Regions from separate parts of the Mus musculus genome. Here region 1 is linked to region 2. Evidence: chromatin loops called from intact Hi-C (ENCODE). Cell type or tissue: left cerebral cortex. All regions are shown on one strand. Links, peaks and the distances in the headings refer to the core of each region. The heading gives the core; the rest is flanking DNA. Region 1 overlaps Fam107b (family with sequence similarity 107, member B). Region 2 has its middle 34 kb from the start of Cdnf.

Region 1 (4,401 bases), core at 333-4,332, 220 kb after region 2:
TCTGATTTTCAACCACGAAAGGTTAGTTTTTTTGCATTTTGTTTGTTTTATGTACAGATGTGCAAAGATGGACCAAGAATAATAGCCTGATGGTGCAGCTCAGCCACAATAAGTGTGTGTTCTCTTGGCTTGGTGGGGAAGGTTTACATTGGGAATCATTATCTAACTCAGAAAAGCACTGTCTGTGGCCATTAGAATGCAGTGTATTACCTCGGTAATGTGGTAGGCAGGCCTTTTTAACTCTGCCATAAGGGTCTGTGTTTGTAGCTTTGCTGGTAGAACTGTGGGATGCTGGGCTGGGGAGAGCACTTAATAGTTAAAGATGCTTATTGTTAAGCGTGAGGACCGAGTATGATCCCAGCGTCCATAGAAAGCGTTGGGCACGTTGGAGTGCACAGGCAACTACAGCACTGGGGAGGCAGAGATGGGGCGGCGGCACTGGCGGCGCGGCGGTGGTGGTGGTGGTGGTGGTGGTGGTGGTGGTGGTGGTGGTGGTGATGGTGGTGATGGTGGTGGTGGTGGCAGTGTGGAGTTCTGTGAGCTCACGAGAGGCCCTGTATCAAAAAACAAGGTAAAAGCCCCTGAGGAATGACTGTTGGATTTATCCTCTGCCCTCCACACCTAAATCTCACACACACACACACACACACACACACACACACACACACACACACACAGACACACACACACACACACACACACTCATATACAACACACTATGCATCCACATGTACTTACTTACTGTTACTAATGAGGAAACTGTATTATTCATTTGAATTCATGATTAGAAGAAAATATGACCCAAAGAAGATAGATATCTCTAGATAAAATATGTAATGGTGTCGGCTATAGCTTGGCTAGCAACACCGCCTACTCAAGTACTCACTCATATCCTGGGTAATAGCACATTGCTGCCACATTATTTCATTCATTTTCAAAGACAGCTGGGGAACTGAAGTCATGGAAGTTACGGCTTGTCTAACCACTCAGTTGTCTTTCTTTAATTAAGCCAGCACTGATTTTTCTTCCCTTGACTGATACTTGATAAAAACCAAACAGCAGCAGCAGCAACATACATAAAAAACTTACTTTATGAAAGATCGTTAAACCATTATTTCATATGCAAATCATCACTTACTTAAAATTCAAATACTGGTCTAAAGTTTAAGGTGATTTGGATTGCATTTGTTCCCTGATAGATCAGAAATAATTTATCTGTTTTCTTTTCTCCAAGACAGCAAAGAAATATATAAAGGTTTCACATTAGTCAATAAATATTGGCTGCTGAGGTATTTCATATTCTCATTTCAAATAAGATTAACTTAATAATTTATAATTGACTGAGGGCGAATTAAGGAGCTTCACCTAAGCAGATGTTTTCATGTAAAGGGAAATCAATCCACGTCTCAGGTTACACACGAGCCCACCACTAATGTGCCATAAAAATAAAACCTAGAGGGGGCTTAAGAGTGTGACTGCCAATATTTCCAGAGAGAAAGACATACTAAACACAGTGATAAATTATTGCAGTCTTATGTAACAGAATTGTGCCAATTTCTAATCAATTACAGATAACTTATTTTTCATCAACTAAATGTAACTTTAGAAGTTTAAGCTTTTTTATTGTTTCATTGTTGAGATTCTATTCTTGGTTGTACTTCCTGCCACTGAGAGTTGGTAATAGTCAGTTGTATACTTTATATTTTTATCTGGTCTAAATCATTGTGCTAGTCTAGATAGCTTTCCTCTAAAATATGTGGAAATTTCTAGAATACTGACTATGTTAAAAAATAAAATAAAGTTGTCTATTTGATCACTTTAAAGAGGTAGAGGAAGAAGGGTCATTGTAAGCTTAAAGCCAGCCAGATCTACATAGAAAGTTCTAAGCCAGACATGGCTAGATTGCAAGACTCTCAAAACACAAACAAACAAACAAACAGATTTAAAATGTATAAATCTGATACTTGTTCCATGGCAGCCATGATGCTGTTTTTGATCTCAATAAGACTCTGTAAGACAGCAAAATAATTTCCTAGAGACCTATTACTTTCACATTGGATAAAATATACTTAATATCCTTTCATTTTCATGTTTCAAAGGAAGAGTCAAAGATGATTAAAGGGCTCTTTGAAGCGGTCAGGGCTTGGTCACTTCACATTCTGTAGTCAGGGACTGAACCATAGTTACTTTTATAAATGTATTAGGATGTGAAGAACTGACTATTAAGTCTAAAGTAGCTGTATTATCAATAAAGCAATACACTGAGTTGGGGTATTGTTTTTTAAATATGTAATTATATTTCTTTTCATGAAAAATCATACATAAATTGTTACGTTTATTTAAGATGAAATTGTACAGCCGATAAGAGAAGAGAGAATCCACATTGTAGATTCCTTTTGTGAGGGCATGAAGAAGTCTGTACACAATTGAGCATATTCCATGTTTAAAGGAAGAAAGTAAATAAATGCAAACAACTCCATAAAAAAAAAAAAAAAAAACTTACTTTATGGTCCAGTTACTTGGTCAGTAACATCAATATGATGAGAATATCTTGTGTTAATGTCAAGAAGAAATCCCTCATGTAAGGATACTTACTTCTAGACTCCCCCCCTTACTCCTAGACTTTTCTATCACATCTTTATTCTCAGCCTTCTTGGTTGCTTAATGCTCAGTGAAGAACCCCACCTTGCCTCCCTGAGCGTATTTCCAAAGGCCAAGGAAGTCATGTGGCTCAGGAGCGCCCTCTTCTGGCAGCTAACCGCTAACCCCTGACTTGGTTACTTCTTTTAAATACTCTCCATAGAACCTCCATAGAATCCTAGGTGGCTGAAGAAGAGGAGGAAACCAGTCTTTGCAATAAAGGGATGGAATGTTTCGTGTAGATTTCAGTGCAGACTAAAGAGAGGAGGTGATTCCGTAGTTGTCGGAGGCCAGAGTTTAATTACAGTCAGGATGTTAGGAAAATCTTCCTGAAAGACTTGGCCACGTATCTGTATCTGATTCGGCTTGGTGTAAGGTGGATTAGAAAGGAGCATCATGCCTGCTAGGAGCAGCAGCAATGGCGAGGGCCTGCAGGTGGAGGAAGGGCCAAGGAGAGGGAAGGTGCGGTACATAGTATTTATGCCAGTTCAGTCAGAGCGTGGGCTTTGTGAGGACACGTCCCCACATGATCAGAATTCTGTTGTCAGGCTTCAGTAACCACGGACAGGATGGCTGACAGGAAAGAGCATCAGGTAAGAACGTCACAGAGATGGCTACTTCTTTGCTTTTGTTGTGGGTGCAGAGTGAAAAGCCAAGGAGAAGTGCCCCTATGTAGCTCCCAGCTCCTGTCCCAGCCGCTCTGTGGTAAAGCCATCCAGGACACAGGGAGACACTACTTCCCTTTCCAGACCCCTTTGCTGTAGTCTGGAGGAGCTGTATTGCACACACCTTCTGCTTGGCCTGCAGAAGACTCTGAGCCTGCGCATGGGACTTGGGCTGCGGGGCTCTTGTGCCCACCCTCTGACTCCAAGACAGAGAAAATGAAGACAGTGCTGGCCCTGTGCTTAGATCAGAACTCATGCAGGTTCACCCTGGGTCCTGCCCAGGGTCTTGTCTGGTAGGAGACCCCCACTTGGGTGCTTCTCACCGACTGTTACTGTGGGGGAGAGGTCCTAGAAACTCTAAAAGAGAAATCACCCACTTGTGCCCCAGCATCCTGGCCTACGGCTCCTCTCCCCTGTTGCTGACAGCTACCCCATTCTTTCCCTGCCTGCCTCCTCCCTGAAACTTTGACCTTTGGAGTCCCTCCTGCTCTGAAAAGATGTCATGGCTTAGGATAGAGAAGCAGGTCCTTTTATGGAAGCAGGCAGCATACTTTGTCTACTGATTAACCAGAGTGAATCTGCTCTGGGCTCTTTTAGACAGGTTAGGCTGTAGAGCGGTGCCTTGTGCATTTGAGATTTCAAGCAGACAGCACAGCCCCTTTAGCCAGGGAGCAGTGGAGCTGAAGTCAGGCTGGCTGTGATGGGCTCCCTTACTCACTATGTGCAAGGTTTGTATTTCTCTCTCTGATTAAGGCTGCAGGAGTTCTCAGTTAAAATGTCCACAGTGTTTTGGGAATGTGTGGGTTCTCTGTTATGTTTTCCTCATTTGGTAGCTCTGAGCCTTCATATTATACAGTGTTGCCTCAAATATTTAATTATGATGCAGTTATAGCTGCTTTTATATTTTAATTGACTTGGTCTTTAGACATTTAGTAGCTTTATTTTCATGTTAATTAAAAAATTTTTTTTACAACACTTGATGTAAAAAAGAAAAAGGTGGGCATTGCAGTTTGGCAAACCTGGGTTTGGGGATTAGTGGACGGCAATTTGGTTTTAGCACTATGGCACTAGCAGTATAAGTACCAGCATGGTATAA
Region 2 (4,401 bases), core at 178-4,177:
AAAATATCTTGAATACTATCTGTATTCCCAGACTCCCACACTTGGAGGCAATGCTACCTTATTTAAGTATATGTGCCTATATATGATATAGAATGTATATTTTAACTATGTAGATATTTTAAAGTCTCAACAAGAAGCCATATACTGTCTTCTTCTTCCCCTTCCCCTTCCTCTTCTCTTTCTCTTCCTCTTATTTTTTTCTTCTTCTAACACTATCATGTTACTTTTAGAAATTTTGGAGTGTTTTACTTGTTGAAGTGTGAGCTTTGATGAATTCTATGTAAATGGCTGACTGGAGAGTATCTAGAGAAAACAGAATCTCAGGGAGAAGTGCTTGGATATTCACCCATTCTAAGCTGATCTGTCTAGTGGAACCAGATGTTCAGACTGGCCACTCTTTATTCATACAATGTTGGCCTTGGCCTTCACAATATCTTCTAGTATTTAGGCTGCTTTATTTCTCCAGTGCATCCCAAGAGCCTTCAGGATGAAGCTCATCTTTTTAGTGTGGCAGAGAAGGACCACTTTCCCCTCCCCTGAGGCTTACAGCCAGGATGCAACCTCTCACCTCTATACCTTTTAGCCATATGAAGGACTGGTATGTCTTAAGGGAACTGCACTTTCTTTGGCTTCTAGATTTCACTGTGTACTTCTACTTCTACATAGAATGTCCCTTCCCATCTCCATGTGTCCCTCTGTTTCTGTATAATTCATTCCTATGCATATCTTAGGACTCAGAATAAATGCCACGTAGTTTAGGAAGCTAAATGCTTCAGGGGCTATAGAAGAAGTTTTCCCAGTGTTCTCAGTGACACTGCTTCTAAAGTATACAAGCATCTGAGCCCATGCATTACCTAGCCTAAAGCCATTGATGCATCCCCTTAGGTAAGCATTTTGTCTTGTGTTGACTCCTTTGCTACCATAACCTAGATAAGCGATGTTATTAAGTTGGTATAATAACCTTCCCAATGCACAGATGGGAACATCTACTTTCAGGAAGATGGTGATGAAGGGGTTTGGGAGACAGTGAAGAGGAACTAAGAGGAATCTAATAGGTGTGGGGTACATCCTCTTGTGGCCTGTTAGCTTCTTGCTATGTGAGTCTTGAAGATCTCAGAGTAATCTCTGGTTATAACTAATTTAGATAAAGGAAGGGAAACACACAGGGAGGTTTCTGTCATCATTCTGAGCCCAGCTGTTGAAGGTGATAAGAAAGTAGTTTTAGTGAGACTGACTGATTAGTTACAATGTGTTCTAAGGGTGACTTAGAATCTCCCTAAGCCTTCATAGAGGGAAGCTCATGGAACCGCTAAGAACTGCCCCTTATGAGCTGTCCTTCAGTGATCTGACACACACAGCATGGACTGCTGGCCATTCTGAGTCACTCGTTAAACAACTGATAATTTGTATATACACTAGCATTCCACAACTTACACACACACACACACACACACACACACACACACACACACACACACACAACAATTGAGGGATGCATGTTTAAAATGAAATCATTTCATTAAGTTAATGAAATATTGGAACTCATTGATACTAGAAAAGCTTTTAGACATGTCTGATAGTAAAGATACAGCTTTAGATTTTTTGCTTTTCCTCTGAAGACACAGAAGCCAAGAGAGCAACACAGTTTGCTCAAGGACATTTTGTCATTTGGTGACAGAGCTGACACTAGAACACAAGGTCTCTGACTTTTAGCCCCCTGCATGTTTGAACACATCACCAAATCCAAGGAACAGCGCATAGTACATAGCCACCAGCAGGTGGCGGTCTGTCGAGCGGGCCAGCTGGTTTTCCCAGGTTTAGTTTCTTACTCTGTAGAAGCAGCAGGTGCAGTCTCAGTTGCTTTAGACATCTCTACAGATTTTCTCCTCTCTGAATTATCAGGGAGTACAGGACAATGCAGACAAAGAAACATCTTATCAGATAAAGGATAAGGAGAACAGATATAACAAAACAATATTTTCATCTTCTGGTTCACTGTGAATAAACATAAAAAACTGTTTTAGCTTAGTTGCTGACAAATTTTTTCTTACTTTTTTTTTTTCTTTTGGCACTACTGGGAACTGAACCTAGGATCTCATGCATTCTGGTCAAGCCCTCTCCCTGAGCTCCATCCTCAGGTGCAGTTGTGAATATCTTTTTTTTTTTTTTTTTTTTTTTTTTTTTTTTTTTGTGAATATCCTTAATACAGCACCAGCCAATTTCTTGCATAAATGAATAAGACACACAAAGCCCATTCTCTCTGAATGTGCGGCACATGCCAAAACCTGAGAGATTGATTATATGGTTTCAGTTTCTTAAAATTGCATGATTTTAAGATGCTCCTGCCTAAGGTGAAATAACAGCCTACCAGGACAATGATGAGTTTCATCAGTTCATTTTCCCCTATGTGACAGAAATTAAAATTTGCCATCTTGCCATAATGTAGGCAGTCATACATGCTGTTTGCCCCTCTGGAACAGTTTTATGTGACTCTTGCTCCACTGTGCATCTCAGGAAGCTGACCTTTGCGGGCTGTACCTACTGGATTCCTTTATCTGGTTCCTTGTTTGGCTTGAGCAATGAGGGGGCAGCAGTTGACCAGTAAGCAGCCAGTCAGTCAGCAGCCTGCTTCCAGAGTTCCAGCTTTCTGTCTCTCTCTTTGTACCCTGCTCTTTCCTCTCTCTTTCTGCATAATGTACATGTATGTATTTATGCATGTGTGCATAGTCATGTGCTATGGCATACAAGTGGGTATCAAAAGACAACCTCCAGTGTCAACTTCTGCCTTGTTTGTGGCAGGGTCTCTTCTTCACAGCTGGCAATGTTAGGTGGCTCACAGGTTCTGGGGCTCCTCCTGTCCCCACCTCCTATCTTGCCGTAGGAATGGTAGGATTATGGACACACACCATTGCATCTAAATATTCCTGGGCTCTTGTGATCTAAACTCAGATCCCCACATTTGTGCAGCAGATGCCATCTCCCTGACCCCAAGTTCCAGCTTTGTGTACCTGGGTTCATGCCACCCTCCCCACGGAGTTCCCATGGATAGGAATGCCTTGCCTACTAGTTTTGGTTCCCTTATTCTGCCTATATTTATGGGTATAGGCCTTCACTATGCTTTATTTATTTTAAATTATATATATGCACATGCATTTGGATATGAGTATGTATATGGGAGTGCAGGTACATGCAGCAGACAGATATGAGTGAGGGATCCCATGAAGCTGAAGTTACAGCCAGGCATGACAAGTGAGTTCTGGGATCTGAACTCAGCTTGCTTGGATACCAAAGCAGTATGTACTTTTAATCCCTAAGTCATCTCTTCAGCCCCATCATGTCATCTTTAATACAAACCTGTAGTGTGTAATCCATCACCTGATGCCAATGGCCTCAGAAGATATTAATGTTATAATGGCTGATCTTTCTCCCAGGAGAATTAAAACCCATTATTTTGAAGTAAATCTCAGATGACATGGGCATCTAATATTAGTTTTCTATAAATTCCATCTCAATCTGCATTTCTCTGTAAGAAGTATTTGTTTCTCTTCCCCATTTTATATTAGTATGTTCTATTGTTATAGTTTGGATGGCAATTCAGTTTTAATTGTATCATTGCTATTTTGTTCTCCTATTTTGTTCTGGAATGGCCACAGTAGACCCTTTCATGTTGACTCTTAGCAAGTCACAACTCCCTGTGTTCACATTGTAGTGTTGTTGCAAAATGATTCTAAGTTCATCCTGAAACTTTTTTTTCAAAGATTTTATCTATCTATCTATCTATCTATCTATCTATCTATCTATCTATCTACCTATCTATCTATCTGATGAGTACACTGTATGTGACTTCAGAGACACCAGAAGAAGGCATCCGATCCCATTACAGATGGTTGTGAGCCACCATGTGGTTGCTGGGAATTGAACTCAGGAACTCTGAAAGAGCAGTCAATGCTCTTAACCGCTGAGCCATCTCTCCAGCCCCAAAACTTTTTTTTTTGTCCTGAAGAAATTGGTTTCATCTCATTGGAGGGCAGTATTTAGAAATTCAGATATAAAAATTAAGTGTTCTTGGCCACAATGCTCCATACACAAATACCACCAGGAGAGAGTGGGTCTCTCAGGAGTACTGACAAGCTTGTGAACGCAGGTAAGACCACCACTCCTGCTCCAAGGGACCCACCCAGAGACCCCAGGACAAAGGAACCGAGGAGCAGCCTGGGATAGGATCTTCCCAGTTTCCATCTGCACCCAGAGCTGATCCTGTGCCACAGTGCTCCATACCCAAATATCTCCGGGAGAGAGCTGGTCTTCTAGGAGTGCCAACACACCAGTGAGCACAGGTGAGACCTCCACTTCTGTTCAAATTCTTGGCCCAAGAGGGACCTACCCAGAACCATCAGAACA

Evidence for each region. A loop is a pair of places that touch in the nucleus more often than their neighbours do. Peaks named below come from ENCODE experiments on the same cell type or tissue, not always from the same donor. Only the 100,000 strongest peaks of a DNase experiment are listed, where the experiment ranks them.
Region 1: it touches region 2 in a loop (5-fold over the local background); 32 of 42 quality-filtered maps call a loop at or near these places.

What each region holds. Positions count from the first base shown.
Region 1 is chr2:3,766,729-3,771,129 of GRCm38, forward strand. All of the region lies in intron 1 of Fam107b (family with sequence similarity 107, member B), which reads left to right. Among named protein-coding and RNA genes, the nearest start is that of Gm36031, 39 kb to the right of the region's middle. In left cerebral cortex, for the core only: a CTCF peak has its summit at 2,754 (motif pointing left); a DNase peak (open chromatin) is centred at 2,736.
Region 2 is chr2:3,544,994-3,549,394 of GRCm38, forward strand. No RefSeq gene overlaps it. Among named protein-coding and RNA genes, the nearest start is that of Cdnf, 34 kb to the left of the region's middle. In left cerebral cortex, for the core only: a CTCF peak has its summit at 1,775 (motif pointing right); a DNase peak (open chromatin) is centred at 1,782.